Linked DNA regions of Homo sapiens: region 1 is linked to region 2. Evidence: read pairs that join two places in POLR2A ChIA-PET (ENCODE). Cell type or tissue: B cell. All regions are shown on one strand. Links, peaks and the distances in the headings refer to the core of each region. The heading gives the core; the rest is flanking DNA.

Evidence for each region. Peaks named below come from ENCODE experiments on the same cell type or tissue, not always from the same donor. Only the 100,000 strongest peaks of a DNase experiment are listed, where the experiment ranks them.
Region 1: POLR2A ChIA-PET joins it to region 2 with 6 read pairs; 3 of 35 experiments call an interaction of 5 or more read pairs at or near these places.

Annotation. Positions count from the first base shown.
Region 1 is chr22:17,779,014-17,783,421 of GRCh38, forward strand. LINC00528 (long intergenic non-protein coding RNA 528) reads left to right here. Exons shown (of 1, transcript NR_103718.1): 1 at 1-468. Among named protein-coding and RNA genes, the nearest start is that of LINC00528, 3.9 kb to the left of the region's middle. RefSeq lists enhancers at 272-321, 589-1,496, 2,167-3,180, 2,542-2,991. In B cell, for the core only: no CTCF peak of the experiment used is centred there; a DNase peak (open chromatin) is centred at 2,718; H3K27ac peaks cover 1,026 bases.
Region 2 is chr22:17,154,259-17,158,618 of GRCh38, forward strand. The region is part of intron 1 of HDHD5 (haloacid dehalogenase like hydrolase domain containing 5); the gene reads right to left. Among named protein-coding and RNA genes, the nearest start is that of HDHD5, 2.8 kb to the right of the region's middle. In B cell, for the core only: no CTCF peak of the experiment used is centred there; no DNase peak of the experiment used is centred there; H3K4me3 peaks cover 168 bases.

The DNA.
Region 1 (4,408 bases), core at 233-4,232, 620 kb after region 2:
CCAGTGGTACACTTTAATCCCACAGCAGGGCTTGCAGGCCGCCCTGCTCCATCCCCACCAACACTGGGCAGGATCTAGCCTCCAAACCTTTGCCAGTCTAATAGTATAAAATGATAGCTCGGTGCTATTTTGGTTTTGCATTTCCATGGTGAACAATGAGTTTGAGAGTTTTTGTTCAAAAGTCCTTTGGGAGTTCGAGACCAGACTGGGCCACCAGGAGTTCAAGACCAGCCCGGGCAATTCAGTGAGATGTTCATCTCTACAAAAAATAAGAAAGATAAAAAATTAGCCAGGCATGTTTGTGTGTGCCTGTGGTCCCAGCTCCTCAGGAGGCTGAGGTGGGAGGATGGCTTGACCCCGGGAGGTGGAGGCTGCAGTGAGTTGTGATCGTGTCAGTGCACGGCTAGCCTGGGCAACAGAGTGAGACCCCGTTTCTAAAATAAAAATAAAAAACAAAAGAGAAAAGTCCTTTGGGTTTCGTCTTGGTATTACTCAGCAGAGGACAGAGGTGTCAGTTTCCATCCTCCGGCAAGCAGATGCTGAGACAAAGCTCGGTGGGAGGTGACACCCAAGAGGAAGGGGCGGGATTGGACAGGGACAGCCTTCAGATCACAATGGGGATCGGACCCCTGGGAGGGGAGAGAGGGAGGAAGAGAACTGGTCGGCTGTGAAGCAGATCTGATAGGGCCCTGCTGCGACACCAACAGCAGCTCAGGGCCAAGGATGCTGTTGCAGGAACAAGGGACAGACCCCCCATACCACTGGCTCAGTGCCTGGAGCACGTGGCCTCTGTGGCTGCAGCCCGAGGCTGTCGGCTGAGGCACTCCACACACCTGGAGAGCACGTTCTCTGTGGAAGGAGACTGCAGCATTCCCACGGCTCCAGAGCAGTAGTGGCGGCACCTGGAGAAAGAAGTCCACCACCTTCCTGATGGCGGACTCTTTCTGCAGGCTCGCTGCAGTAACAGACTGGGAGCTCCGGACCTGGCGTATTGCTAGCTCAGTCTGACGGGGTCCCGGCTTTCCTCTGAGGTTCTCCTCCCAAGAGTGCCGAGATTGATGCTGTCCCATCCAGCGTCTCCGCGGTCACCAGCTCTTCACATCCCTGGGTGAAGATGGGGAGACAGTGCGCGTAGCTTACTCCCGAGTGACTTGGGATAGAAGCCACGGCACAGAACTCTACAAGGGACACTGGTGCACTGAAGAGCAGGGTGCGGTTCTGACCAGAAGCATCTGTGCATCTGGAGGGCAGAGGGTGCGTGGGCACGGGGGTCTGGGCAGGCCTCCCAGGGCAGAGGTCAAGAGGAGGGCGGGAGGCCTCTAGCTTGGTGGTTAAGAGCTCAGCCTTCAGAGTTTGTTTTCTCAGCTCTATCCTTGACGAGCTTCGTGAGCTGTAACTGGCCAGGGGCTGCCCCCAGAAAAGCTGGCCTCCAGCTCCCCGCATCCTGAGGCCCCAGATCAAGTTTCTTGGGCCCCAATTTCCTGTCATCAAAGAGATGATAGTACATTCCTCAGAGGCGGGCTGTGAATACATGAAACGCAAGGTCTTAGGCACCCAGCATGCGCTCAGGAAGCGTGGCTTGTGATTACCCGGCAGTGCGGTGGGAGGCTCCTAGCAGCTGTGTGTGCTGTGAGTGGGGTGGCTGGGGTCCCTGTGGGAGGTGCTTCAGAGTGGGGGCTGGATGGCGGCTCCCGAGGGGCATGGGGAGAAAGACAGGAGCAGAGGGGCTGCCACGCACTGCCCTTTTCCCCTTCCACCCCAGTCCCCTTCTCAGTGCACCCTTGGAACTTCACCCCCTCCCTGCCAGCTGCCCCCACCGCCTTCCCCTGTCCTGAAGCCCCTGTCCCTACCATCCGCCCCAGACACTTCCATGCTCTTCTTGAGGGTGGGCTGTCTCCAGGTGCCGCTCATTCCCCGGCCGGGCTGCTGTGCTCTCACTGAAGCTCAGGTGCTCTCAGAAGCAGAAGGAATGAGGGGTGGAGGGGCCAGTGTCCTCCTGGCCTGAGGACAGGGCTGGGGAGGCAGGGGCAGAGGTGGCCTGTCCCCTGCTGGCCAGGGCTGACACGCGGTAATGGCTATTACCAAGTGGGCCATTTCTCCCTCCTGCCCCTCCAGGCATCTCATCCCCCCACACTGCAGGAGGTGAGGTCTGCACAAGGCCTCTGCTCCCCTGGGAATAAGCCCATGCGTTCCATGGTGCCTCCTAAGCCCCTGAACTGGAGCCCACCCCAGTACTGGCGGGGGCCTGATTGCTGGAGTGAAGGCTTCCTCCTTCCTGGCCACCCCATTCCCCTCATCTCTGGGACAGAAACCGACAATAAACGCCTGCCCGAGACCTGGGTTGGAAAAACAGAGTGAACACACACCATCACATGGCAGGAGGCCAGGTGCACAGAGCCCTCCCTGCAGTTAGTTCCCCAGGAACTGGGGCTGCAGGGATGGCCCAGAGCTCTCAGCCAACATCAAAGGGCCACAGCACCGGGGCTGGTGGCTCCTGGCCAAGTCAGCACCGACCACAGAGCTCCCCTCTCTGCCTAGACCCAGGGCTCTGCCCTGACAGCCTAGAGAAGGGCCTGGCTGGTGGTGCCTGGCTGGGTGGCTCCCTGCCTAGGAGGTGCTTTCCCCAAGCGCTGGGCCTTGAAGGGCCGGTGGGTTGTGAGGGCAAGAGTCTTGCTAGAGGAGAGGGGAGAGATGGCGAGATGCAGGACCAGAGCCTGGGGGGGTGAAAATCATGTTCACCCCCATGGTGAAATCACGGCCATGGTGAAGACCAGTCCCACCCACTGAGCGGAGGCAAGTAGACCCCAGGAATTCCCCAGCCCCGCTGCTGGGTGGGTGTGACCCTGCAGAAGCTCTGGGAGGCTGGCATGACTCAGCTGTTGCAGAAAGACCAGTCTGGGGTTTCCCATATTGCTTCAAGCAGCCTTTTCCCTGGGACTGCTCTATCTAATGCCAACAACCCTCAGCTGCTAGTGAGCCCTCGCCACCAACTTTCAGAGGGCTAACTCCTAAGGCCCAAGGGCTGGAAAACTCCAAGCACAGCCCTCCCAGAGTCTGGCTGTGGCTCAGAATGGGTGCTGGGGCAGGGCGAGCAGGATTTCCCAGAGGGAGCTGGGCCCTCTGGCGTCCGCCCCAGGGCTGGCCCAGCCCAGGGACCCCCATGATATCCTTCCTCTCACCCTGCCCTTTCTGAAGTGAACTCTTTGGATATTGGCCAAATCACACCCAGCAGAGGGAAGGGAGTGGAGGTCCCGGTGTGGGGGTCCCGGCGTGGGGTGGCTGTGCCCAGCTGGAATGTTTTGCATGGTGATTTGTTAGAGGGATATTGAGCAGAGGGCAAACCACCACTGTGTCTAGCATTCTGCTCAAAGGTGCAGAAACCAAGACTGCCACGTGCAGAGTGAACGGCCCAGGCTGTGGCCCCCCGGGGAGGGGCTGAGTCTCAGCACTGCAGCCTTATGCTGTGCGCAGTTCAGACCTGCGATAGGCGAGAGGCCAGCAGACACACGCCTCGCCTTACGTGACGTTTCTGCCATCTTCATTCCTGTGTTCGCTTCTGTACCAAATCTCCCCCACACACGATCTGACCCCGTGGCATCCTTCCTTTCCTACAAACTGCACTGAGACCCAGGTGTCATCGTGAAGTTCATGCCAGCCAGAGGAGCCACTGTGGCGTTTCCGGCCATAGGCCTGGGCAGGAGCCGCTCCCAGGCGTGCCGTGGGCAGGGCCGGGTCAGCCTTCAGGGAAGAGATGCCTGTATGGGACCAACTCAGGCAGCCACAGAGGGATGGCCCAGCACCCCACAAAACCCAAAGTGCTCAGCGTCTAGGATCTGTTTACGGGGCAGAGAAGTGGATGTTCTTTTCCTGGTTCAAAGGTAGAAACAGGCTTGGAGAGCCGCACCCGGCATCAGCCAGCCAGGCAGACGCCTGGTCTAGCGCTTGGTTCTCACAGGCATGTGGCCTCCAGTAAAAGATCTTCCTGGAGAGAGGGATGAAGGCTCTTGGGATCATCTTTAGAGGTGCTGATGGAGAAGCGGGGGGGGGGGGCCTTCAGGTGGGTGTGTATCCCTTTATCTAGAATGCTTGGGACCAGAGGTGTTTCAATTTTTCAGATTTTGGAATCTTTGCCGACATGATGCTCAAAGGAAATCCTGCATTAGGGAGTCTTAGCCTGTATCTCCGCTGGCGTGGAGGAAAAGGACAGGAAAGTTTTGAATGGCGGATCCACCCAGGGGACTTCCCTGGATGGGGCGCTGCCACCCCTGGGCCCTGTGTGGGAAAGCTTCAGTACTACACGGTGCCACCGGCTCCCAGCCCCAGCTGAGCTCACCGTCCAGCTCTCAAAGCCAAGGGCAATTCTTTGGCACCTGAAAATGCATCTAAAACTATGACGTTTATAGCTGCC
Region 2 (4,360 bases), core at 248-4,247:
GATCGCCTGAGGTTGGGAGTTCGAGACCAGCCTGACCAACACGGAGAAACCCTGTCTCTATTAAAAATACAAAATTAGCTGGGCGTGGTGGCACATGCCTGTAATCCCAGCTACTCGGAAGGCTGAGGCAGAATTGCTTGAACTCGGGAGATGGTGTTTGCAGTAAGCCAAGATCACATCGTTGCACTCCAGCCTGGGCAACAAGAGGGAAACTCCATCTCAAAAAATAAATAAATAAAAACAAAAAATAAATAAATAAATTTTTAAAAGGCCTAGATTTTAAGTGATATTAAGGAATTACTAATGTTGTTAGGTATGATACTGGCATCGTGGTTATGTTCAGAATGTCCTTATTTTCTTTTTTTTTTTTTTTTGGTTGAGACAAGACAGGGTCGCACTCTGTCACCAAGGCTGGGTGCACTAGTGTCATCTCAGCTCACTGCAACCTCAACCTCCTGAGCTCAAAGGATCCTCCTGCTTCAGCTTCCCAAGTAGCTGGGACTACAAGTATGTGCCACCACATGCCTGGCTAATTTTTTTTTTTTTTTCTTTTGTAGAGACAGGGTCTCCCTATGTTGCCCAGGCTGGTCTGGAACTCCTGGGCTCAAGTAATCCTTCCAACTCCCAAAGTGCTCAGATTACAGGTGTGAGCCATGGCACCCAGCCAGAATGTCCTTATTTTTCTTAGAGGTACACACAGAAGAATTTAGGTTTGAAATGACAAGAAATCAGAGATTTACTTTAAAATCTTAGAGCCACAAAAAAAGGAGGAGGGAGATAAGCAAAGCAGGTGTTGAAAAATGTTAATCATTGCTCAATCTGGGAGATGGGCACAGGGGTTCATATTATTCCCCATTTTTGAATTTTTGAAAACTTACATAGTTAAAAAACAGCTCATTTGTACAATGGTTGCAAAATTTACCATACATAGTTTTAACGGTCATTGCCTAAACAGTCACAAGATTTGCTTTCCTTTTTTTTTTTTTTTTGTTTGGTTGGTTTTTTTTGAGACGGAGTCTCACTGTCACCCAGGCTGGAGTGCAGTGGTGCAATCTCGACTCACTACAACCTCTGCCTCCTGGGTTCAAGTGATTCTCCTGCCTCAGCCTCCCAAGTAGCTGGGACTACAGACGCGCGCCAACACACCTGGCTTATTTTTTATATTTTTAGTAGAGACGGGGTTTCACCATATTGGCCAGGCTGGTCTCAAACTCCTGACCTCGTGATCCGCCCGTCGCGGCCTCCCAAAGTGCTGGGATTACAGGCATGACCCACCGCGCCCGGCCCAAGATCTGCTTTCTTAAAAATAAGAATCCATAGCCCCTGCTACTTAGAACAGCAAAGTTTTCAGGAAAATTGAGCAATATCCATAAGGCTCCCTCACCCATCACTCCAACCCCTCCCCAACCTTCAGGATGTACACAGAGAACCAGGCACCCAGTACCATAAAAAGTGAAGGTGTACATCAATTATAACAAATGTACCACACTAATGCAAGATGGTAATACAGTCACGCACCATAACGATGTTTCAGTCAATGACACACTGCATATACAATGGTCCCTTAAGATTATAATGGAACAGGAACTCATAGCTGAAGAAGAGGCAAGAGAAAAGGTAGCCACAGAAAGAAAAGAACATCCAAGAAAATTCACAGTGAAGGGTTCAGCAGCTTTTACAGACCTCAAGTTCCTTAAAAAGTCTGAAACATGAACTCCAACGCCAAAAGGTTTTCATTACTAGAGAAGAATGTTTATGGTACATTATCTGTTTACAAGCAAACCTATGACAAAAAAAAAGAAACCAAGCAAACCACAATGGACATATTTCTGATAAGAGTGACACCTCAAGAGCCTCAGAGAGGTCCTTCAGAAGATATCCAGAAGAAAGCACTGTTATCGCAGATGACAGTTCCATGCATATGACTGCCCCCTAAAGACCTTCTAATGGGACATGGTGTGAAGGCAGAAGACAGTGATATCAATTACCTGACCCGACCTTATGTAGGCCTGGGCTAGTAGGTGTTTGTGTCTTCATTTTTAACAAAAGTTAAAAAAAAAAATTTTTTTTAAGGTAGGGCACTGTGGCTCACGCCTGTAATCCCAGCACTCTGGGAGGCCAAGGCGGGCGTATCATGAGGTCAGGAGTTCGAGACCAGTCTGGCCAACATGGTGAAACCCCATCTCTACCAAAGATACAAAAAATTAGCCGGGCGTGGTGGTGCACACCTGTAATTTTTTTTAATAGAAAAAAGCTGCCTGTAATCCCAGCATGTTGCAAGGCCAAGGAGGGCAGATCACGAGGTTAGGAGATCGAGACCATCTTGGCTAACACAGTGAAACCCCATCTCTACTAAAAATCCAAAAAATTAGCCAGGCGTGGTGGCAGGCACCTATACTCCCAGTTACTCCGGAGGCTGAGGCAGGAGAATGATGTGAACCCAGGAGGCAGAGCTTGCAGTGAGCCGAGACCACGCCACTCCACTCCAGCCTGGGCAACAGAGCGAGCGAGACTCCGTCTCAAAAAAAAAAAAAAAGCTGGCTGGGCACGGTGGCTCATGCTTCTAATCCCAATACTTTGGGAAACCAAGGCAGGCGGATCATGAGGTCAGGAGTTCGAGACCAGCCTGGCCAACACAGTGAAACCCCGTCTCTACTAAAAATACAAAAATTAGCTGGGCGTGGTGGCAGGCGCCTGTAATCCCACGTACTTGGGAGGCTGAGGCAGGCGAATCACTTGAACCTGGGAGGCAGAGGTTGCAGTGGACCGAGATGGCGCCACTGCACTCCAGCCCGGGCAACAGAGCTAGACACCGTCTCACACACATACACACACACACACACACACACACACACAAAAGAAAAAAGCTATGGAACAATGATATAAATGAAGATATATTTAGTACAGCTGTACAATGTGTTGTGTTTTAAACTAAGTGCTATTACAAAAGAGTAAAAAATTTTAAAAATTAAAAACTTGGTAAAGCAAGAAAGTTAAACTAAGGTTAATTTTCTTTTTTTTTTTTTTTGATAAGAGTCAGGATCTGTTGCCCGGGCTGGAGTGCAATGGCCCGATCTCCGCTCACCGCAACCTCCCTCCCAGGTTCAAGGGCTTCTCCTGCCTCAGCCTCCCGAGTAGCTGGGATTACAAGTAATAGATCCATTACATAGATGGGGAAACTGAGCTTGGAAAGCTATGTAAATTGCCTTAAGTGAAGCCGCTAACAGACTGCACAGGATTCAATTCTAAAGCTCGTGCTCAAACTCTGTCATCCTGCATTCTTCTTTTTCTGCTCTACCGGAAGAGTCACTTGGAGACATTTCGGGACTCTGCAGAGATGCTAGAGCCAATACAACAGTTATAAATAAGGGCGATATTTCCTTATATTTATATCCTGACAGTTTGTAAGTCCTTTTATCAACATATTCTAATTTCAAACTTCCACCTTGGTCACGTCTAGCTATGTGACACTGGCCAAGTCACTCAGCTGCTTTGAACCTTAGCTGCTCCATATTTAAAAATCATAAAAATAATACAGCTGTTAAGAGCTTAGACTCTGGCACCAGACTACCTGAGTTCCAGATTCTGCCACTTACCAGCTGTGTGCCCTTGGGTAAGCTGCTTAACCTCTCTGTGCCTCTGCTCCATCTATAAAATGGGAAGACTAATAATAGTACTTTCCTCGGAGTTGTTATAAAGATTATACGAATAACTGTGAAGTACTTAGAATAGTGCCTGGCACAAAGTAAGCACTATGTGTTTTTTTCATGCAAGTAATTTGGCCGGGTGCACTGGCTCATGCCTGTAATCTCACCACTCTGGGAGGCCAAGATGTGAGGATCATCTGAGGTCAAAAGTTCGAGACCAGCCTGGCCAACATGGTGAAACCCTGTCTCTACTAAAAATACAAAAATTAGCCGGATGTGGTGGCGGGTGCCTGTAATCCCAGCTACTCGGGAGGCTGAGACAGAAGAATCGCTTGAACCCGGGAGGCGGAGGTTGCAGTGAGCAGAGATTGCGCCACTGCACTCCAACCTGGTGACAGAGATGCCGTCTAAAAAAAAAAAATGCAAGGATTACTGTGAAATCCGTATGTTAATGTAAAATATTACTTGTGCGTTTAGAAGACAAAGTGATTCCTTTTTCCAGAAAAGGCAAAACGGCCCAAGGGAGCGTGAGAGCCGTGGATCTGACCAACCTGGTTTAGTGTCCTGTGCCGTCTCCCAGCTGCAGGACCTGAGAAAACGTACTTGAAAACTCGTCAAGCTTCGGCTTCCTGACCACACAAGGTCACACCTTCTCAGAAGTTGCGGGGAGGCTCACACATCACTACCGCGCCGGGCACACAGCAGGCGCCGGC